Linked DNA regions of Homo sapiens: region 1 is linked to region 2. A link is an interaction called in ENCODE POLR2A ChIA-PET data of the cell type or tissue named here. Cell type or tissue: K562. All regions are shown on one strand. Each heading gives the region's core, and the rest is flanking DNA. Links, peaks and the distances in the headings are about the cores only. Region 1 overlaps LSM7 (LSM7 homolog, U6 small nuclear RNA and mRNA degradation associated). Region 2 overlaps KLF16 (KLF transcription factor 16).

Region 1 (11,141 bases), core at 2,094-10,093, 460 kb after region 2:
CTGAACTGGCCTCAAGTGATCCTCCCATCTCAGCCTCCCAAAGTGCTGGGATTACATGTGTGAGCCACTGTGCCTGGCCTGGATTCATTATTATTCCCACTTTACAGATGAGAATTTGGGGACTCAGAGAGGTTAGGTCACTAGCCTCAGGTCACACAGCATCTGCCTGCTGAAGCTGGGGCTTGACCTCAGGCATCTGGAGCCCAAGGCTTCCAGGACTCTACACGTTTGCCTCTTAGCAGCCAAGGACTCTTTCCCCAGTTACAGAGGGTGGCCACTTGTCTGGGGCCACACGGGAGGCTCCCAGGCCACCTGCCCCCGCAGCCTCCCTCCCTGGGACATGACTGCCACTCCCGCCCGCATCTGGTCCCGTCCCTCACGCTGGAGAGAGCGAGCGAGAGGAGGAGGGCTTTTAATTTTAGAAATGGTTCCTGCTGCAGAAGAGTTCCTGCTGGTTTTCCCAGGCAGGAGAGCACAGGACAGGAGACCCCTCGGCCCCACCACGGCCGTCCCCAGAAGGATGCCCCCCTCTGCGGGCTGCTGCCTCCCTGCCCCCCAGCCTCTCCCACGGCTTCCCCATCTGGAGCCGCCCTCTCCGCCCAGGTGGTAAGTCTCCATGGCAACGTCCCATCACAGGTGGTCGTAACCTTAGCAACCAGGTGCTCCCACCCCACCGCCTGGGAGGCTCAAAGCCGCGCCTGCATCCCCCTCCCACGCTCTCCCTGCCCCCGCCCCCCGGGCAGCTCTCCAAGAGGAACCGAGGGAGATGCATCCTGCCAGGGATGCTGGGCCCAGAGACTTGAGGGACACCCCAAGATCACCCAGCAGCTGAGCTGCTGGGCCTGGGGTGCTCCACGGGACATCAAACCCACCTCCCTCGTCCTGCAGGATGCAAAAGAAACTGCACTTCTCGACATCGCCTGGGCTCCTACTAGGTGCTGCGTCCATGCCAGGCTCAGGCGCCGTCCCTGCCCTCAGGAGGCTTCCACTCAGGACAAGGGGTGGGGAGACACTGACCGAGGACAGGAAGGGGACAATGGCCGGGCGTAGTGGCTCGTGCCTGGAATCCCAGCACTTTGGGAGGGAGAGGCAGGAGGATCGCTTGAGCTCAGGAGTCTGGGCAACATAGCGAGACCCTCATCTCTTTAAAAAAAAAATTATCTGGACATGGTGTTGCATGCCTGTAGCCCCAGCTACTCAGGAGGCTGAGGTGGGAGGATCGCTTGAGGCTAGGAGGAGGAGATTGCAGTGAGCCAGGATCTCACCACTGCATTCCATTCTGGGCGACTGAGCAAGACCCTGTCTCAAAAAATATATATGCATATTGGCCAAGTGCGCTGGCTCACACCAGTAATCCCAGCACTTTGGGAGGCCAAGGCAGGTGGATCGGTTGACGTCAAGAGTTTGAGACCAGCTTGGCCAACACGATGAAAATACAAAAATTAGCTGTCCCCACAAATAAGTGACCCCCAGAGTAAGTTCTAGGTTTAGAATGAAATTTATCCATCTACTATTAAAAAAAAATTCTCTCAGCCAGGCGCAGTGGCCGAGAAAAAAAAAAAACACAACTCTCCTCTGATTTACATGGAAATTAATCACCCACATCAGATTCTGAAGGAAACTCTTGCTTATATTACTTTTTTTTTTTTTTGAGGCAGAGTCTCACTCTGTCGCCCAGGCTGGAGTGCAGTGGCGCGATCTCGGCTCATTGCAACCCCCGCCTCCTGGGTTCAAGCAATTCTCCTGCCTCAGCCTCCTGAGTAGCTAGGATTACAGGTGTGCACCAACACGCCCAGCTAATTTTTGTATTTTTAGTAGAGACGGGGTTTCACCATGTTGGCCAGGATGGTATCGAACTCCTGACGTCGTGATCTACCCTCCTCAGCCTTCCAAAGTGCTGAGATTACAGGCGTGAGCCACAGCGCCTGGCTTAACCTTTTATTATGGAAAATTTTATACACAAACAAAGGCTTAGAGAATCACGTAATGAACCCCCATAAAGCCATCCCCAAAGTGTGATGCATCTGGTTCCATAAGTCCCTCTCCACCCTCCCCAACAGACTATATCAAAGCAAATCCCAGACACGAAGTAATTTCATCCATAAATATTTGCATTTCTAAAATACAATGACTTAAAAAACACAGCCAACAATTCCATTATCATTTTTTAAGAAAATGGACAGTAATTCCTTAATATGCTCAAATATCCAGGCAGTGTCCAGTTTCCCTGACTGCCTTCTAAAATTTTTTCACACTTTGTTCAGCTCAGAATCCAAATAAGGTCCATTTACTGCAATTGGTTGATATGCCTGTCTCTTTCTCTCTCTCTCTCTCTCTCTCTCTTTTTTTTTTCCAGAGACAGGGTCTCGCTTTGTCACCCAGGCTGGAATGCAGTGGTGCAGTCATAGCTCACTGTAGCCTTCAACTCCCAGGCTCAGGTGACCCCCACCCCCGTCTCAGCCTCCTGAGTAGCCAGGACCACAGGTGCATGCCAGCATGCCCATTAATTTTTTCTTTTTTTGGTAGAAACAGGGTCTTGCCATGTTGCCCCGGCTGGTTTTGAACTCCTGGGTTTAAGTGATCCTCCTGCCTCAGCTTCCCAAAGTGCTGGGATTACAGGCATGAGCTGCTGAACCACTGTGCCTGGCCTTAGTTCTTCCTTTCTGCTGTTTGTCTTATATGTCATTTTCCTGTCTTATTGCACCGTGTGGCACCTCCAGTACAATGTTGAAAAGAACCAGTGGAACTGGACATCTTTCTTTTGTTTCTGGCCTTAGGGGGAGAGCACCCAGTCCTTCGCCATTGAGGATGACAGCTGTAGGGTTTTTATAGACATCTTTTATCTGGTTGAGGATATGCCATTCTATTCCTAGTTGCGTGTTTTTAATCTGCATGAATGCTGAATTTTGTCCAAGTGAGTGCTGAATTTTCTGCATCTACTGAGATGATCATATGGTTTTCCTCTCTTATGCTAATGTGGTTAATCACATTGATTCTTGGGTATTAAACCAACCTTGCATTCCTGGGATAAACCCCACTTGGTGGTCATGATGGAGAATCCCTTTTATAGACAGCTGGATTCAATTTGTTAATATTAAGGATTTGTGCATCGATATTCATGAGGGATATTGGCCTTTGATTTTCAGTAATGTGTTTTGGTTACGCTGGCCTCATAAAACACATTGGGAAGTGTTCCTTCCTCCTCTAGTTTCTGAAAGAGTTTGGGTAGGATTGGTGCTGTTTGTTCCTTAAAAGCTTCAGGATCAATTCTGTTGTTTTCCAGAGAAGGGGGTCTCTCTATGTTGCCCAGGCTGGCCTTGAACTCTTGGGCTCAAGCCATCCTCCTGCCTCGGCCTCCCAAAGCACTGGGATTTCAGGCGTGAGCCACCGTGCCTGGCCTGGGAACAATTCTGAAGGTAGAATTGTCAGCATTTGCTGATGGCTGGGATGTGGGAGGCAAGAGAAACAGCAGGGAAGGGCACCCGAGGGTGTAAGCCTGAATCATGGAGCTGTTTCCTTGGATGCAGAAAGCTGGAGCGGCACCTGGTGGAAGGAGCATTGGTTTGGGGTGTGCATTAATTTTGGGGCGCCTCTGGTGCTGGGGCAGAGATGAGGTCAGGGAAATGGAAGTCAGAAGCATTTTCAACAATGAAAGCGGAACCCACGGGCATCTCTGTCTCTGACTTCGTGCCCATTACCCCCAGCTTCCTGTTCCCTTACTGCTTCTGGTCTGTGTTCACTGGCCGGCGTGCAGAACTCTGTCTTCTGTCGGGCACTGGAACCCTAGCGGCCTCGGGCCCGTCATTCCTGGGTGAATCCTGACCCCTGCTGGCTCTGGTCAGCACGGTCGAGGCCAGCGTGGCCACGCAGTGGCGGTGGGGGGCGGGGGTCCACGGAGCTGAGTCCTGAAGGGAGGTAGAGAGTGTGAGACACTGGAGGCAGAAGGGCCCGGAGTTCATAGACAGACCTAGGCCTGCCCGGAAAGCCCCTGTCTAATGGGCAAGGCGGAGGAGCCCGGACTTATTCCTGTGGACAATGGGGGCTTTGGGGAGGCGCAGAGTGGGAGGGACCTGGTGAGATCCCAGGAGCTTGAGCCCTAGCCGTGGAGCTGGGACCCCCAGGACTGTCCTTTTTATTTTAAGACAGGGTCTCGCTCTGTCACCCAAGCTGCAGTGAGGTGGCGGAATCATAGATCACTGCAGCCTTGGCCTCCTAGGCTCAAGAGATCCTCCCACCTCCTCCTCCCTAAGTGCTGGGATTACAAGTGTGAGCCACAGTGCCTGGCCCCAGGGGTGTGCTAACCTCTCTCACCCTGGGCGGTCCCCAGGCTCAAACCAACAATTCCTGAACCCTAGGAGCTCTCCTCGTGGGCACAGCTTCTTCTGTTTACAAACCTTCTTCCCTTCATATCCATGTCCTTGTCTGGGTCCAGGCAGGAAATCGACACCCAGAAACAGGCGGTGATGGGCAGCAGGGGCCTCTGTGGCAGAAGGTCTCACGCTACACGGTACTGTCCGGGTCCTTGCACGGGTGTTCTGGAGGTGCAGGGAGGCCTCCCCTCGGTCGTTCAAGGCAGGAATGGATCTGCGGCGTGAGGCCGACGGTGACTTGCTTTCTCCCAGCTCCTGGGGCCACAGTGCGTTCATTCCCCTCCCCTCCCCTCCACTCCCCTCCCCTCCCTTCCCCTCTCCTCCACTCTCCTTTCCTCTCCTTTCCTTTCCTTCTTTTTTTGAGATGGAGTCTCACTCTGTCACCCAGGCTGGAGTGCAATGGCGTGATCTCAGCTCCTTGCAACCTCCATCTCCTGGGTTCAAGGGATTCTTCCGCCTCAGCCTCCTGAGTAGCTGGGATTACAGGCACCCGCTGCCACGCCCAGCTAATTTTTGTACTTTTAGTAGAGATGGGGTTTCGCTATGTTGGCCAGGCTGCTCTCCAACTCCTTACCTCAAGTGATCCGCCCGCCTCGGCCTCCCAAAGTGTTGGGATTACAGGCGTGAGCCACCGCACCCGGTCTCATTCCCTTTTCTCTTTGCCTCTTTTAGGCACTGGGACTTCATTTCTATGCCCACAAGATGCGGGTGGCTGGGAGCCCCATTGGCTTGGGGCAGAGGAAAGGCACGGTGGGGTAGATGGAGCGGCAGGCAGCCTACCTCCTACGCTAGGATTCTGGCTGTGTTACCCTGTGCAAGCTGCTTAACCTCTCTGGGCCTCAGCTGCCTCATCTGTGAACGGGAATGACAAAAGGACCCGCCTGAGGTCCTCCTTTGGGGGAGGGTTCCGTGAACCAGAGCTACCTTGGAGAAGGCAGTGGGGTCAGTGTCTGGGGCAGACGCCCCAGACTGACTATCAGTAACATCCAGCTCCCGTCCTCCTTCGGAACCTGCAGTGGGGTGGTACCCTGAGGATCTCTGGCTGGTCTGGGGGCAAGAAGGGCCCATCTGTCTTATCTACCAGGGCCTCCGCCAATGTCTCCCAGAGTGGGGCCTCCGAGGACAAGACTCGAGGGCTCTCGGCCAGCACTTGACCGCGGGCACAGGCAGCAAAGCTGGTTCCCGGGCCAACGGCCACGGCCCCGACATCGTGATCCGAGGGCTGCGCTGACCATGGGCAGGGAGTTGAAAGGGTGAGGTCTGGGCCAGGGGCAGGGGGCAGCCTGCAGTTGGCACGGCGGGCTGGCTGGCGGGACCTGCTGGGGCTGGGGCTTTATACGGGGCCAGGAGAGTGGAGGCCTGGGGGATCCAGTGTCTCGGGCCGGGCCGGCCGCCGTGTCCTCATTTCTCTCTCGGTTCCCTCTCTACGTCTCCGCCTCTGTTTCTGCCTCTCCCTATCTCTCTCCAAATCTCTCTGTGCCTTCTGGCTGTAACTGGGTTTTTCTTCTCTGACTCTTTGTAAAATATTAAATTTTCAATGTAATGTGGAATGTAAAATATTAAATTTCTCCTTTTAAAATATTAAAAGCAGGCCAGGTGCAGTGGTGCGCACCTGTCATCCCAGCACTTTGGGAAGCCAAGGTGGGAGGATTTCTTGAGCCCAGGAGGTCAAGGCTGCAGTGAGCTGTGCTCACACCACAGCACTCTGGCCTGGGCCACAGAGTGAGACCTTGTCTCTTAAAAATAAATACATAGATAAAATTAAAAGTGGCTTTGTAGTTGGCTGGAGGTCCTGGACTCCTCCAGCGTATCCTCTAGTGATGGGCAGCTGGGTTACTTCCAGTCTTTTCCGAGCAGGTCAGAGTGGCTCTCTGGGGTGGAAATGGTTGAGAGGAACAGGCTCATTCTGGTCTATTCTCTGGGGACTTCTGTCTGCCTCCCCAGGAAGTTGACCTCTCCCTCTCCCGGTCTGCACAGCCTTCTGTTTTTGTCTGTGGGCCTCATTTCAAAGCTTCGTGCCCTGGGCTGGGCATGGTGGCTCATGCCTGTAATCCCAGCACTTTGGGAGGCTGAGGCAGGAGGATCACCTGAGGTCAGGAGCTCGAGATCAGCCTGGCCAACATGGTGAAACCCCATTTCTACTAAAAATACATAGCCAGGCATGGTGGCGGGCACCTGTAATCCCAGCTACTTAGGAGGCTGAGGTGAGAGAATCACTTGAACCCAGGAGGCGGAGGTTGCAGTGAGCTGAGATCGTGCCACTACACTCCAGCCTGGGCAATAAAGTCAGACTCCATTGCAAAAAAAAAAAAAAAAAAAAAAAAAGCTTCGTGCTCTGAACTCTGTCCCCACATGACTGTGGCCGAGGGCCCAGCCACAGAGTGGATACTCAACACCTTTTTCAACACTTCAGAGAGAAGGAATTGGATTTCAGAGAGGTTGGGACACCTTCCCTAAGCCACACAGCATGTGGTGGGGGGAGCCTTGGGCTCAGGGCTTTGTGGCTGCAGAGGGCTTTGCAAAGTTCATCAGCTCACTAGGAGGTGACGGAGTGGGCAGAGAGCAGTCTACAGTGTGGGGGGCTGTTCTGAGGGGTGCAGCGGTGAGGCAGGCCTTGCTTCCTCTGCGGGAGAAACCGTGGGGCTGGAAAACGGGACTTCCTTCCTCTCCTGCCTCCCTGCCGTTCCTGGAGGTTCTAACGAGGCCAGTTAGCCTCTAAGGCCTTGACACGTTCTCCCACTGGGGGTTGAGGCCTCTGGGCCACTGGGACCCTGGGTTTCAGCCTTTGCATCTGGCTCAGACAGGGCAGGCAGGTGTGCCGCGTGGACAGCGTGTTGGTTTCCAGGCCGGTCAGCTCTGGTGTCAGGGTTGTGTTTCTCCATCACGTGACATCCTGATCCCCCACCTGTCAAATGGACGCAGGGAACTGGTCCCGGACAGCGAGGCTTGTAGGCTTGTGGGTTGAACGTCAGCAGTCCGGGCACACCTGAACTCTGTCTGTCCTTCGCTGGAGGCTGTGACCCCGCAGCTATCCCAGCAAACCCCCGCCATCCCCGGTGCGAGGCTGGAGGCTGGGGCTTGGGATGAGGTCTCGGCCGGTGGTGGCAGGGCTGGGCTAGGTGGCCGGGGCCGGGGAGGGATGAACAGCGGATGCAGGGGTTGGCCACGAGGTCCGATAACTAATTCCCCAGCCACAGGGGCTAGTGCCGCTGGGCCCCAGCAAAGCCAGTGTCTATGGGGCCCAGATACCCCTGCCGAGAAGCCAGCTGGTTCCACTTATTCGGAGGCAGCCAGGGAGCGTGAGCCCATCCAGACCCGAGGCTGAGCTCCGTCCTGTTCTGCTGCTATAGCTTCCTGGCAACCTGGACCACACGCTGCCTCGGTTTCCCGAGCTGGGGATGAAGGGGTTAGCGGCCAGGATGACCCTCTCACGCTCAGGTCATAAGGGACAGCCTATCCTCTCTCAACCCGAGTGATGAATCAGACAGGCCCTGCCCTCCTCTGGGAAGACAGTGCCTGGGGGACAGAGGTGCAACCAGGAAACGGAGTCCAGGAGGATTGCCCGGCTGTCGGGAAGAGACATTTAGGGGTATGCAGGATGGGCTGGCCCGCTGGAGTGTGGGAAGTCCTAGTGCAGGTGTGGGAGGCCGGTGCCAGGGCCTGTATCTGCCCAGTCAGGACACGTTTTTAACATTTTTTGTAGGCCAGGTGTGGTGGCTCATGCCTGTAATCCCAGCAATTGGGGAGGGTGAGGAGGGTGATCACTCGAGGTCAGGAGTTCAAAACCAGCCTGGCCAACATGGTGAAACCCCATCTCTACTAAAAATACAAAAATTAGGCCGGGCGCGGTGGCTCACGCCTGTAATCCCAGCACATGGGGAGGTTGAGGCGGGTGGATTACCTTAGGTCAGGAGTTCGAAACCAGCCTGGCCAACATGGCAAAACCTCATCTCTACTAATACAGAAATTAGCTGGGCATGGTGGCGGGTGCCTGTAATCCCAGCTACTTGGGAGGCTGAGGCAGGAGAATCACTTGAACCAGGAAGGCGGAGTTTGCAGTGAGCCGAGATCACGCCACTGCACTCCAGTCTGAGTGAGAGTGAGGACTGTCTCAAAGGAAAAAATATATATATTTTTTGTAGAGACGAGGTCTCCCTATTTTCCCAGGCTGGTCTTGAACTCCGGGGCTCAAAGAGATCCTCCTACTTCACCCTCCCAAAGTGCTGGGATTCCAGGCGAGAGCCACTGCACCCGACCTCAGGACATGCTGTGAGCACGGAAGGAACCCAGAAGGGGCTGGCTGTAGGTGACCAGTCCATCTCACAAGCGGGGGCAGCAGCGGGGGCAGGTGTTAGCTGCATGGGCTGTGGGGTCTGGCCTCTTGATGCACCCCGGCTCCTGATGCACCCCAGCCTCCTGATGCACCCCGGCTCCTGATTCACCCCAGGTCCTGACACACCCAGCTCCTGACACACCCAGCCTCCTAATGCACCCCAGCCTCCTAATGCACCCCGGCTCCTGACGCACCCCGGCCTCCTGATGCACCCCGGCCTCCTGATATACCCCAGCCTCCTGATGCATCCCGGCTCCTGATGCACCCCAGCTCCTGCTGTCTTGGGGGCGGGCCTGGGGTTCCACAAGCCCCTCATCAGACTGAGGTTCCAAACTCGCCTGTCTCGGCCTTGGCTGTGCCCGCCTTGGTCACTCCTGAACCCTCACCCCCAGGAGGGACCATGGCTGGTATTTGATGAGCTCCAGGGACTGAGTCCAATCTCCAGGAATCCAGGTTTCCTCAGAAGGTCAAGGGAAAAGCAAGATTCGGGGCTCAGACACATTGAGGTTTGCAATTTTATTAAGAAAACAAAAATTCAACCTATACAAAAAGGAAAATGCTTCCGTTCCAGGAGGCGGTACTGCGGTGGGAGCAGCAGCCAAGTCCGCGGGAAACCGAGCTGCTCGGGCCTGCCCTGCACCCCCCGCGCCCCCGGCCAGGCTAGGCGTCCTGCTGCTGGATGAAGGGGTTGGGGATGGCCTCCATGCCGTCCTGCGGGCAGATTAGCACCACGGACGTGCCCCGGCACACCACGAGGCCCAGCTGCCGGGTGTCCTCCGTGAGCTTGTACTGGTCGTCAGGGTCTGGGGAGGAGCAGATAGAGAGGACTGAGGGACCTCCAGGAAGCCTCCGAGACCCCCCACCCACCCAAGACCCTCGCTCCGACCTCCCCACCTGCACCCTGCAGGCGCCACGAGCACGCAGGGACCTCAGACGGGATGCGCTCTGTGGGGCAGGTCCCCGGCTCCCACGGCTGAGACCCATGGCCCCTAGAGACCAGTGGCAGCTCCACAGACAGCAGCCACAGCCCTCCCTCACTCCACAAACCATGGGAACAAGAAGGCCCAGGTGATAGCCGGCTACCCCGCGTCTCAGAGCTCACTGGGGCCCAGGCACCAGGGCCGGGAACCAGGTTATCAGATGGCCGGCCAGAATACAGGCACCCTGGGCCTCCTGGTCTCTGCAAGGTCCCTGGAGCCCTAGGGGGCCAATATTCACCCTATAACAAAGAGGCTGGGGGCCGGGCGCGGTGGCTCACGCCTGTAATCCCAGCACTTTGGGAGGCCAAGGCAGGCGGATCACGAGGTCAGGAGATCGAGACCATCCTGGCTAACTTGGTGAAACCCCGTCTCTACTAAAAAATACAAAAAAATTAGCCGGGCGTGGTGGCAGGCACTTGGAGTCCCAGCTACTCGGGAGGCTGAGGCAGGAGAATGGTGTGAACCCAGGAGGCGGAGCTTGCAGTGAGCCGAGATCGCGCCACTGCACTCCAGCCTGGGTGACAGAGCGAGATTCCATCTCAAAAAATAAAAAAATAAAGAGGCTGTTCATGTGGGGTGGGGACCATGTGGGCTGGCACCCCAGGGAAGTGCCAGCAAGCCCAAGACAAGCTCTCAAGAGGCTGAAGGCGATTAAAACTCCTCACTACTGTGGTCCTGCAGTGGTGGGGGCATGGGAGAACCATGGGGCCCAGGTTTTTAAACTTTTTTTCAGACACCAGGTCTTGCTCTGTTGCTCAGGTTGGAGTGCAGCAGTGCAATCACAGCTCACAGCCTCAACCTCCTGGGCTCAAACAATCCTCCTGCCTTAGCCTCCTGAGTAGCTGGGGCCACAGGCACATGTACCGCCATGCCTGGCTAATTACATTTTTTTTTTTTTTGTAGAGACAGGGTCTCACTATGTTGCCCAGGCTGGTCTCAAATTCCTGGGCTCGAGTGATCCTCCTGTCTTGGCCTCCCAAAGTGCTGGGATTACAGGCATGAGCCACCATGGCCAGCTACAAGAATAAATCTTGTCTCAGTATCAATGGATCCAAGGGGCAAGACCCTCTCTCTCCTAAGTCCTGACATTCCCCCAGTGCCCGGGCCGGGATGGGGACTTGCCAGCTGGGGACTTGCCGCAGGAGCTTCTGGGGGAGAGTCTGAGGACTTGGCGGCCTCACTGGGGAGGGGAGCGAGCGGGGGCAGGGAAATGAGGGAGGGTCCTCTGGGGAGGAGACAGGGACCCTGCGTTCATAGCGGGAATTAACAAGGGCAGAAGAGGAAAGGCGCCCGAGAGGAGCCCCACGGCACGCTCACTACCCCACAGCAAGGCTGCTCTCCGCTGGGCGCCACAGCTCACGCCTGGAACCCCAGCACTGTGGGAGGCTGAAGCAGGAGGATGGCTTGAGCCCAGGAGTTCGAGACCAGCCCGGGCAACACAGTGAGACCTCAGCTTAT
Region 2 (11,594 bases), core at 2,163-10,162:
GGGCTGTCCACGGCGCGCCTGACCAAAAAAGCCCCGCGGGGCCCGCTATTACTCATTTGCATATTATTTCCTTTCGTTAGCATATCACCTTAAGGCGCCCTCTGCTGGACGAGGAGAGTTCTGCGGGGAGGTGGCCTTAAACCTGGGCCAGGTGAAACTCATGGTTGAATTACTCCGTTCACAGTCTTTAAAAATCCCCTCGCCCTGGTATACAGCTGGCTCTCAAGAAACGCCTTAATCTCCCCAACCTCGACTCTTGTCATCAGTCTAATGACCAGGTCCACGTTCACTCATTTGTTCAACAAATATTGAGCGCCTACTGTATACCAGCTAGAGGGTGCATTTTAACAGACAAACGAGGAACAAGGCTGGGATGGGGCAACTCTGTAGTCTGGTGGAGTAGGCCCACGTCTTAATGGGAAGTTTAACCTGGTGCATTTTGGTGGGATTGTAAAATAGTGCCACTGCTATGTAAAACAAAAAACCCAAAAAGTTTGTTTTTAAGAGACAGGGTCTTGCTCTGTCACCCAGGCTGGAGAGCAGTGGTGCGATCACGGCTCACTGCAGCCTCGACTTCCCTGGCTCAGGTGATTCTCCCACCTCAGCCTCCCGAGTAGCTAAAACCACAGGTGTGCACCATCATGCCTGGCTAATTTTTTGTATTTTGTGTAGAGATGGAAAAAGTTAAACAGAATTACCCTATGAGCAACTCTATTCCTGGGTATACACCCAAAAAGAATAGAAAGCAAAGTCTTAGGTCGGGCACAGTGGCTCATGTCTGTAATCCCAACACTCTGGGAGGCTGAGGCGGGTGGATCACTTGAGCCCAGGATTTCAAGACCAGCTTGGCCAATATGGCAAAACCCTGTCCTACTAAAAATACAAAAATTAGCTGGGCGCGATGGCTCACGCCTGTAATCCCAGCTCTTTGGGAGGCCGAGGAGGGAAGATCAACCGAGGTCAGGAGTTTGAGACCAGCCTGGCCAAGATGGCGAAACCCCACCTCTATTAAAAATACAAAAATTAGCTGGGCGTGGTGGCGGGCGCCTGTAGTCCCAACTACTTGGGAGGCTGAAGCAGGAGAATCACTTGAACCTGGGAAGCGGAGGTTGCAGTGAGCCAAGATTGCACCACTGCACTCCAGCCTGGGTGACAGAGTGACAGTCCGTCTCAAATAACAATACAATGGTTAAGATGACAAATTTTATGTTATGTGCATGTGATTTTACCACAATTATAAATAAATGACAGGATGCAATGATGAGGGGACGTGGGTTGGGATGGGTCATGGGCGACTCTGCAGAGGACCTGATCTAATCTCAAAGCTGTCCTATCATGGGCAGTGGAGGCGTAGACTCCCTGTCATGGCTCCTGATGATGCGTGAGAGATGAACTCTCATTTATGCGATTGCTCCATCCGTGCCGGCTGGTGTCGGTCATTCATTCAGCAAATAGTTACTGAGCACCTACTGTGTGCCACAAAATGCTAGAAACATCCATAAGCAGAGCAGAGAACCCCACTCTGGTGGAGGTGATGGTGTAGGCAGGGAGGCCGACAATGAACACAGCAATAAGTGAGACAGCCTGAAGCCAGGTGGAAAGTGCTTTGAGAACAGAAACAGGAGAAGAGCCTGGACTGGGCACAGGGCTGGTCTGGGTGATTCTATGGGGAAGGCGGGATTTGTGCGGTTTTACAGAAAATTAGGGGCCAGGCATGGTGCCTCTCGCCTGTAATCCCAGCACTTTGGGAGGCTGAGGCAGGCAGATCACTTGAGGTCAGGAGTTCGAGACCAGCCTGACTAACATGGTGAAACCCCATCTCTACTAAAATTACAAAAATTAGCTGGGTGTGGTGGCCCATGCCTGTAATCCCAGCTACTCGGGAGGCTGAGGCAGGAGAATCCCTTGAACCTGGGAGGCGGAGGTTGCAGTGAGCCAAGATTGCACCACTGCACTCCAGCCTGGGTGACAGAGTGAGACAGTGTCTCGAAAAAATAAAAGATAAATAAATAAATAAAAGATGATGAGGGAGCCAAGCAGGCTTCTGGAGGAAAAGCATTCCGGGCAGAGGGCACAGGCCATGGGCAGGACTGCGCCTGGTGTGTTGGAGGAACAGCGAGGAGGCCAGTGTGGCTGGACCAGGGTGAGGAGGGGGAGAGAGGCAGGAGGGAAGAGCAGGGAGAGGACGGGGCAGGTCATGCAGAACCCTATGGGCCTCAGGGAGGACTTGGGCTTTGACTGTGAGGGCAGTGGGAGCCATGGAGGGTTGCGGGCAGAGGAGGAACCAGACTTGCCCCAGGTGTTCACGGACACCCTCTGGTGGCCGTGGGGAGGACAAACCGTGAGGAGACCAGGGCCAAGGTGATTGCACTGGTTCAGGTGAGTCGTGAGGAGGCTAGACCGTCGCGGTGGAAGCCCTTACAGCAGGGAAAGGCGGCCAGATCCTGGATCTATTTTGAAGGTAGAGCCCAAGGAGGTTTCAGATGGGCCAGATGTGGGTGGTGAGACACACAGTGGGGTCCAGGGTGACTCCCCAAGGATTTTGGCCTTGCAGGATGGAACTGCCCTCGACCGAGGAGGGGGCATGGCAAGAGCAGCCTGCGGGTGGGAGGGACGCCCGGGAGGGTCGGGGTCCCAAAGGCACCAAAAGGATGGTGCTGCTTCTGGGCACGTGTGTGTGCTGGGGGTGGGGCGTGTAATTTAAAAGCCTAATGCGAGTGTGTCCGTCAGAGAGAGGGGTGAGGCTGCGAGTGTAGACCCCATATTCTAGACATTTTGCTCCAGAGGGGCAGAAAACCAGGCAGGAGCTGGAGGGGTGCGAGAGTCCCGGGAGTGATGTTTGTGGGGCGTCCGGTAGGATGGGAGGATGGGTCGGGCAGGATTGGGGGTGCACGAGGGAGGCTGCCCTCGAGTAAAGCCGGGAATTTGCCGCCCAGGTTGGGGAGGGGTCTGGCGTGAGCCGGCGCCGGCCGCGCGATACGAGAGGCCGACCACCCCCTTCCCCGGGCGGGCAGCAGGCGAAGCCCCAGGGCTCAGCAGGTGTGTAGGAGTGGCCTGCCCGGCCCCATCCCAGCCCCGCCGGCCTCCAGGCTCTGGGGAGCGCTGGAGTCCACAGTGGTTTTTTCCTGGGGAGGGCCTCAAAGCTCTCACCGCCCCCTCTTCCCTATTCCCACTAGGGGAGCTGGCATACAGTAGGCGCTCAATACAGGAGCACAGGAGCCTGGGAGGCGGCCGGGGGACCCTCCGTGGAGGAGCCTGTCCCGCGCCGGCGAGCAGCCCCGGGGGCGCAGGCTCCCCCATCCCCTGCGGCACCGGAAGGGGCGGGCGGTGGACGCCCCCGGGCGCCCTGTCACTGTGCCTCGGTTGCCAGGCAACGGGGCGGGCGGGAAGCTGGGCGGGGGGCGCAGCTGCGCCAGGCGTGGGTGACACCCGGCGGGCGCAGCGCGCGCTGCTGCAGGCAGCCCCCTCCGCGGGGCTTAGGGCTAGGGGCAGGGCATTTTGTGTCTCAGCCAGAGGGGCCTGGCCAAGACCCCCTTCACTAGCCCGCTGCCTCGGTTTCCCCACGAGGTGGATGAACTTGGGACCACACTGGTGGGTGGGACAGAGGGATTCAGAGCGTGCCCACAGGTGGGGACTGCCACGGGAGAGACCACACACACGCTGGAGTAGGGTTTAAAAAGGGGCTTGTTTAATTAATTAAATACAAGGATGAGGCCAGGCAGGGCGGGGGAGGGGCGCCACCCACGGAAAGCACACGCCTCTCGGAGCCGCCTCCCCTGCAAACGGCTGGAACCAGGTCCCAGTGATCAGCGACTCCTGGGAGAGTGGAGGGGTGGGCGCAGGTCTCTCCAAGCCCCTGGACACTGGAGAGGGGCCCAGTTATAGAGTTCTGGAACCCACAGCCCTACCTACCCCTGCTCCAGACAGGCCCCTGCCAGGGCTGGGGCCAACCAAGACTCACAAAGGAAAACGGGGCCCCAGTCCCCCACCCACCCCCACAGACTAAGGCATCTCACTAGCGCTGCCAGAAGAGGGTTTGAGGCTAGGGACAGAGAACACAGAGAGCCGAGGGCTGGATGGGGCAGGACCCTCCGAGCCCAGCTCCAGAAGGGCGTCCCCTGCCTCCCTCCCCCCAGGATCCCAGGCACCCATCCCTGGATCCTGCCAGGCCGGGGCTGGGTCCAGGTGCACACCAGTGCCATCCAAAGCCCCCCTGTCCCCAAGCGAGAGGCAGGACGGTTCTGGAACAAAAGGGGGTACCAAAAACCTCCTGCAGCCAACAGTGGGGGGATCCACCTTTCTGGGTCTGACATGGAACCGGGGACCCTTCTCATTCCAGGCTGGGGGTCCTCAATACCCCCCCCAAGAGGAAATGCAACCCAGGCCACAGCAGGACGACCGCTGACAAGGACACAAAGGTGGCCCCCGAGGAACAAGTCCCCACCCCACCCAAGTTCAGCTCAGAGACCCCCCACACACACTCACACCCCCTGAGGATGCCGGACCACCCATGGGGGCCCAGAAAAAAAGGAATCCGTGCCTGAAAAAATATTCTACCCGGTGCAAAAAAAACGAGCTACCCCAGGAGGCTGCACAGCCAGCCCTCTGCTTCCAGTCCACGAGGCAAGACCTCAACCACGGGCCAGGACCCACCTCTTCCAAGCACCCAGGAGAAGGAGGGGAGGCCAGGGAAGCAGGGCCGGGCCAGGCTGCAGCCCAGGCCCGGAAGAGCCTGCAACCCCGGCGGGCATGGGCTCCACGGCCCCACCTGCAGGCCAGGGAGGGCAGCGCAGCCCAACAGCCGCAGTCGTCGTTAAGGGAGAGTTGATTGTCACGTGATACCGCAACGGCCAAAGTCAGCAAGGCAGGGACTGGAGGCCCAAGCCCGGTGCCAGCCTCCCCTGCAGCCTCTCTCACCCACCCACCCAGAGAGGGCGAGCTAGGGCCCCCACACCCGAGGACAGAGGAAAATAAATAAGCCAGGATTCCCTCCCGACCCCACTGAGTCAAATGTTCTTTGGAAGAACCCAGAGGTCCCCTCCCTCCCCATCCCAGGTCTCAGAAGCAACACCTGGAGCCCCTCCGGGCATCCTAACGCTGCCCCACTCCTGGCTCTACCCCCGAGGTCTGGGGGGCCAGGCAGCCCCTACCGTGGGCAGAACTTGTGGACACCTGAGATTGAGTACCCGAATGGGGGGTGGCTGGGCTGCACCCCCATTTCCCTGAACTACTCCCATGGCTTTCGGTGGGGTGGGGGTGGGGTGGGGAGAGGCAGGGGCCGTGTCAACCCCCGACTCCTCTATGGCTGTCTGAACACTTCATCCCAATCTGCAGGGATGGGGCAGGGGGTGCTTTCCCCGGGCCGGCTCCCAGAAGTCCACTCCACCCCCCCAAACCCCACCCCGGGAGGGGGGCAGCAGGGGGTGGTGGAGAGGAGAGGGGAGGACCTCCTAGCTGCCCTGGGGGGGCCCCGTTGCACAGATGGGAAGAAAGTTAGTATCATGGCTATTTACAGACACAAGCCCCCGTCACCCATCCTGAGAGCCACCTCTGAGGTCAGGCAGACCCAGGTCCAGTCTCAGGCCCCCTCCTCACTCTCTGGAGGGGGGCAGGGGTGTCTTCAGGGTTTGCCCACGGCTGGAAGGGGCCCAGGCTCCCCGTGGGTCCTCACTACACCCCTGGATGGCAGAAGCATCCTGGCGGTCAGGGTGGGCTGCACGAGGGCCCTACAGGCCTGCGGGGGCTGGGCTGGGCGCGGGGCTGGGCGCAGGGCTCCCGGCCAGGCTGCAGGGCAGCGAGTCGCTGGGGGAGGTACTGCGGGCACCAGGGCGCCGGAGCAGGTCCGGGTGGAAGCCGGGGTGGCGGCGGGCGTGCTTGGCCAGGTGGTCACTGCGGGTGAAGCGCTTGGAGCACAGAGGGCAGGAGAAGCGCTTCTCGCCCGTGTGCGTCCGGTGGTGGCGGGCCAGCTCGTCGGAGCGGGCGAACTTCTTGTCGCAGCCCTGCCAGTCACAAGCAAAAGGGCGTTCCCCTGGACGGAGAGACAGAGACAGACAGCGGGTCAGCGGGGGCGGGGGGAGATGACAGACACGTTCCAGCAGATCCCAAAGGGTGGCGGGCATTTGTCCCGTGCCGTTTTAGAGGCTGAGCTCTGGTGTGAGTTCAAAACATGGAGAAGCACAAAGAATACAACCCTTACCCGCCCCCCGGTGGCCCAACACGAGACCCTAATAAATAATCCTCTTATTTCCTACCAGCTCTTAGAAAGGACTCTCCGGCGAGCCCAGAATCTGTTAACCGTAAGTAACCGCCGCAGACCCCCAAGGCTGAAGCTCCCCAGGCCCTCGCAGCCTCTGGCCCCAGGCGGGACCCTGGCAGGGATTAGCAAAGGCCTCCCAGTGTCTGTCCCAGGCACAGGCACGCTCAGAAGGCATGCTCGGCCTTCAGGCTGTCCCTGCCCCCCACCCAGGGGCATGCAGGGGCCTCCATCTGTGCATGATCCCCTCCTTTTCCAAATGACCACCTGGGATGCAAAGGCTGGGTTAAGGGGGTACAATCATGGCAACCTCCCTAACCCTCCTGGCCCCTCCACGAGCAAGGGGGCATGGGAGGAACCCGCAGGCACAGTCAGTCTGGGCCCCGATCTCGGGGTGTGGTTAGATGGAAGACAGGCAGGAAAGCTCACAGGGAGGGGAGGGGGCGGGGTCTCCCGGGAAGGGGCGGGGCCCGGCGGGCTGGACTCGCCCCACCCCCACGGGACAGATGGCGCTGGGCAGGGGCGGGCCACCACCCGGCCACTTCCTCCACAGTCCCCTCCCACCGCCAAGGCCGGGCCTCGCCCATCCTGCCCCTAACCAGCCGTCACCATCTGGGCCTGCCTGTGCGCCTCCAGGCGGTGTGGGTCTTTGCTCTAGAACTGTGCCACCCGACCCCTTCCTTTAGCCGGGGTCTCACGCCCACAGCATGTGGCATCGTGATGTCAGCGTCTCCCCAGCAGATAGGGGTCTCCAACGACTGGGGAGGGGCAGGTCAGTCCACCTCCACCCAGGGACCGAAGCAGGACAAAGGGCCCTGCATCCCCGAAGCTCCCACCCTTTCGGGCCCTGCACCAGGTACCCTGGACCCTGGCATTCCGGGACGTTATTCCCGTGACACCCCAGGGTGGGTTGTGTGGATGGAGACCGGATGTGCATGCCCCTCGTGGCACTGGTTGGAGCCCTGAGTAGCAAAAGAGACGTCAGAACCAACTCCCCTGAGTGGCCCCAAAGCCTATTCTCAAGGAAGCCACAGCAGGGCCAGGAGGGTAGTCACCCGGTGGGTTACAAACTGGGCAGCCCACGCCCAGCACTGGAGGTTGCTCTGGCCCTGGGAGCACTCCCACCGGTCCATGAAGAACTGCAGCCAGCCAGGGGCCTAGAAGGACCCACAGCAGGGACCATGGTGAGGGGTACAGAGACGGCGGGAGGGGCACGGCCATGCTCAGGGTGACCGAGTGACATCTCTGCTCTAAGATCAGGGGCTGCCCTGGGGAGCCCAGCTGAGGAGGGGCACGGGAGGGTGGAGGGGTCTGCCCACTGAGGGGCACCAGCGATCACCCGTGACCCAAGAAGAGCTGGAAGAAAAAACCTTCCCTTCTCATCTCATCCTTCCTCCCTGCCACACCCCGACACCCTCAGCAAAACAAGACTGCAGACAGAGACCAGCAGCCCCCCTCCCCAAGAGGTTGTGAATCCAGGCAGCTGGAGAGGGGGAGAGACCAGCTGTCACCAAGACCAACAGTAGCCTCAAATCCCTGGGGCTGCCTGCTCCACACCCCAAGTCTCCCCCAAGCAACCCAGGATGCAGCTGGGGTCGCGGGTCCGCCCCAGCTGGGGGCCGTCTACAACCCAAGCAAGAGGCGCAGAGCAGCCCTGGAAGGGACCCCACTCCCATCTCAACCACTGGGCCCTGACAGCTCCCAAGGGCCTCAGTCTGGGGACGGGGTCTGGCTGTGGGAGCGCGGCTGGAGCAGACCACGGGATTGGGGCTCGCGCCCCTCCAGGGAACATGCCGCCGTGTCGCCATCTTGCAAGGCACAGGCGGGGAGGCGGCAGGAGGGAAGGGGGAACATCCCACGGCTGGGTGCCGGACAGTCAGTTGGTTCACTTCCCCTTTCAGGGCGGCGGGGCTGGTCTCCACTCCCTCTCCCCCAGTTCCACTTTGCAAGGAGGAGCAGGTTGCCGGGGTGGGGGGGGCGACCGGGGCAGGGGCGCGCAGCCGCTGGGAACACAGCTGCCGCACGTAGCTCGGCGGCGGCGGCGGGGACATCCGCAGCCCCAGCCGGCCCCGCTCACGTGGTCCCACTCCCGCCGGGGCCAGGGGGCCCGGGCCAGGGTCGCCTCTCCGGCCTGGGTGCCTGCCAGCCCCGCCCCGCGCTTGGAGACTGAGGCGCGCACATGCGCACGTGGGTGGCGGGGCAGGGGGTGCACGGGCTACCCACCCACGCTGCGCTGGGCGAAGCGCCTCTGCGAAATGCCAGGCCCTGCCTCGCACACAATCCACTCGCAGGGAGGAGGGTGGGGTGAACTTGTGGGGGCCCAGAGCGCGCTGCTCCTAGCCAGCCGGGCCCCCAGGTGCACAGCCACCCAGCTGCTCCGCGCTACCTGGCCGAGACGCAGCGCCCTGAGGATGCGGTGGGTGGGGACAACGCGGGAGGGCAGTGTGGGCGGGGCCGCGGTGGACTTGACCCTCTGACTCAGGCTGGGCCCGGGTGAGCTCAGGACAGCCTCGGAAACAGGCAGGCTCAGAAAAATGGAGTCCAGGAAGTCCTGGAAACCTGGCCCGGCCCCGTCTGAGCCGGCACAGGAGGGGCCTGGAGACAGGACTGCGGGACTGTGCCAAGGGCCCTGGTTCCGACAGGGAAGCCTCACCTCCTGAGCTTGTCTGGGGGGCCTTGGGGTGGGGAGGGGGGCTGTGGCCGGCTGCCTGCCGGGGCACTCACGTCCACCTAACAGGTGGGGTCGGGTCTGTAGGGGAGGGCACAGGTGGGGAAGACCAGCCCCAGCCGCAAAGCAAGCATCCCAGGAGAGCCAGGAAAGGCTGGGGCTGGGGAGGCCTCTTACCCACCCAGGGAAGGGAGGAGCTCCTGAAGGTGATCCTTGAGCAGGTTCTATAGAACCTATAGGCAGCTGCTTCTGGGAGCCGCTGCAGAAAAGGGGGAACACTGGTGGTGAGGCCCTGCCAGCCTGGGGGTGGGGTCTCGAATACTACTGGGCCATAGCAACCCCCACACCCACTCTGCCCCTAGCTCCCCTGACTTCCCAAAGCCAAAGCTTCCTTCCTCCCCCATCCCCACTCCTCCAGTAGACTTCCCCTTTCCAAACCCCCTGCTGTTCCCGCCAAACACGCAGGCAGGCATACCCACCCTTGTGTCAATCCCGTACCTCCCCACGTGCCACCTGCCAGCCAAATCCCATCACCTTCGGGATCCGTCCAGGCCCCACCCTGCCCCTCCCAGCTCACTCCTGGACTAGTGCAGTAGTCCAGCAGCTCCCGCCTGGGCACCCAGACTGCGCTTGGCTTTCCTGAGTTCCGCCCTGGCCTAGGGTCAAAACTGATGGCTGATCCTGCCCGGAGCTTCTCTGAGCAGCAGTGCCCCTCACAGTGGCCTGGTGCCCCCCAAGCACCCTTGGTCAGCTTCTCTGTCTTTGTACCAGGCTTCCAAAAACGCATGCATCTTGTGGGTGTAATATCTGCACCCCTGCACTCCAGTGGGAGCAGAAGGCAGGCACTTCATTGACGGCTGGGTCCCCGGCAATGCCCAGCACAGGCCTGGTATACAGCAGGTGCTTAATGCATATCTGTGGAAAAGGAGAATGCAGGCCTAGGGGATCAAGCTCTGGTTCCAACAAGAGCAAGGGCAGATAATGTTTGCTCAGCATCTTGAATACTCCTGTCCTCCCCACCCCGCCGCCAAACTATCACTACTCCCTTCTACATAAAAGGAGGCCCACCTGAGGCCCAACCCAGGCCAGGACCTCCTGCACCAGACTCTGGGTACCTGGGGGTCGGCAGGGGACAACCCCCTCAAGGACCCTGGTGCCTGTGTAACCTCTGTTCCAGAAATGGTCTAAGCCAGGGTGGTGCCCCCCGCCCCCACAGCTCACCCTGCTGGTATCATGTGCCTCCTCCCCACCGATCTGGGCTGCTTTTATCAGAGAGCCTGGGTGGGGGTGGTTATCGCCCCCCACAACCCTGGGGGAGCCCTCCCCATCCCACTAGCTGGGGCACCTGCAGGCAGTTCCAGCTGCTCTCTGCACTCTGCAGGCTGGAGAGGCGGTGGGTGGGGGAGGGCAGTCCCTGGCCCCCTACCCCCCACCCCCTATGGCCTGGCACTGCCCCACTCCGACCCTCCCCAGATAAGCTGCCAGTTCTCCCAAGCTCTGCCCACCAGCACTGCCATCCCAACCCTACAGGAGCGCATAGTTCTGCCTGGGGGTGGAGGAGAGAATGAAGTGGGGCATGGCTGCTTCCCCCTCTGGGCCTCAGTTTCCCCACCCACCTGTCCTCCTGGGGCCCTCTTCAGCAAGGGATCAGAAACCTGGCAGGCACTCAGACACTCCTCTGCACACCTCGTCCTGAGGAGTCTCCCTCCAACCCAGTGCGTAGACCAGCACGCCTCGATCCCTCCCACATCTCGTCCTGCCCTCCTCAACCCCTCTCTGATCCTAATCCCTTCTCCATAAATGGATTTGCCTCTGCAAAGCCCAGCCTGCCTCACTGCCGCCCCCAGCGTCCCCACCCTCGGGATTAAGTGCAGGGATTCACCTTGCCGAGGTGCCCCCTCCCCACCTCAAGTCCCTACCTCCACAGCAGACCCCAGAGCCAGCACGCCCTTCCTCTCCCATTCCCTGCCCCACCCAGCCCAGTGGGCCTCAGGCTGCCTCCTCCAGGAAGCGCTTTCCGTCATCACTAGCATCCCTGTTGCCACCCCCCACCCCGCCCCCCGCCACCACGGACACAGTTCCCTAAGTCCTGGGGCGCGGGGACTGGGATGCTGGGTGCTGGCCTGCGGCAGGGGACTTCAGAGTGGGATACAACTGGGGGTGACCCTGCAGCCCCCTGGGGGGCACCTGACAAGGTCTGGGGACATTTGTGATTGTCACGACTGGGGAGGGGGTGCTCCTGCCATGGAGTGCGTAGAGGCTGGGGACACTGCATAACCCCCTGCAGTGCCCAGGACAGCCCCTCCCCAGAAAACGATCAGGCCCCAAATGTCTCGGTAAGTGCGGAGGAGAGAAGCCCTGGGTGAGAAGAACCCTTCCAGGTCTGAGCCCCTCTCCTGGGGAGGGTGTCGGCAAACCCTCTGGAGGTGCAGGCTGACGGTGTGCCGGGCACTGGCATGCCGGGGGCGGGGGGGGGGCCCTCCGGGGATGCAGGGGGTTTGGAGAGCAGGGAGCCGACAGCCAGCCTCTCCTCCCGCCCCCGCCCCAACTCGCTGGCTCGCTCACTCTCCGTAACCATAGCAACGGCGTCAACATCACCCACAGCTTCCAAAGTCCTTCCCCGCCCCACGCAGGGGAGAGAGAGCCGAGAGCTGGCCGGGCTAGGATAGGGGC

What was found. ChIA-PET counts read pairs that join two places held together with the same protein. Peaks named below come from ENCODE experiments on the same cell type or tissue, not always from the same donor. Only the 100,000 strongest peaks of a DNase experiment are listed, where the experiment ranks them.
Region 1: POLR2A ChIA-PET joins it to region 2 with 5 read pairs; 3 of 35 experiments call an interaction of 5 or more read pairs at or near these places.

What each region holds. Positions count from the first base shown.
Region 1 is chr19:2,312,317-2,323,457 of GRCh38, forward strand. It overlaps LSM7 (LSM7 homolog, U6 small nuclear RNA and mRNA degradation associated), which reads right to left. Exons shown (of 4, transcript NM_016199.3): 4 at 9,205-9,506. The coding sequence ends at 9,364. Among named protein-coding and RNA genes, the nearest start is that of LINGO3, 9.7 kb to the left of the region's middle. RefSeq lists enhancers at 3,728-3,787, 3,978-4,067. In K562, for the core only: a CTCF peak has its summit at 3,833 (motif pointing left); a DNase peak (open chromatin) is centred at 3,815.
Region 2 is chr19:1,848,733-1,860,326 of GRCh38, forward strand. It overlaps KLF16 (KLF transcription factor 16), which reads right to left. Exons shown (of 2, transcript NM_031918.4): 2 at 3,667-6,028. The coding sequence ends at 5,727. Among named protein-coding and RNA genes, the nearest start is that of REXO1, 6.0 kb to the left of the region's middle. RefSeq lists enhancers at 5,209-5,765, 5,766-6,323, 6,324-6,879, 6,598-6,892, 7,109-7,298 and 3 more and silencers at 6,609-6,858, 8,189-8,578. In K562, for the core only: CTCF peaks have their summits at 2,302 (motif pointing left) and 4,773 (motif pointing left); DNase peaks (open chromatin) are centred at 4,769, 6,739, 8,189, 8,719 and 1 weaker place; H3K4me3 peaks cover 4,730 bases.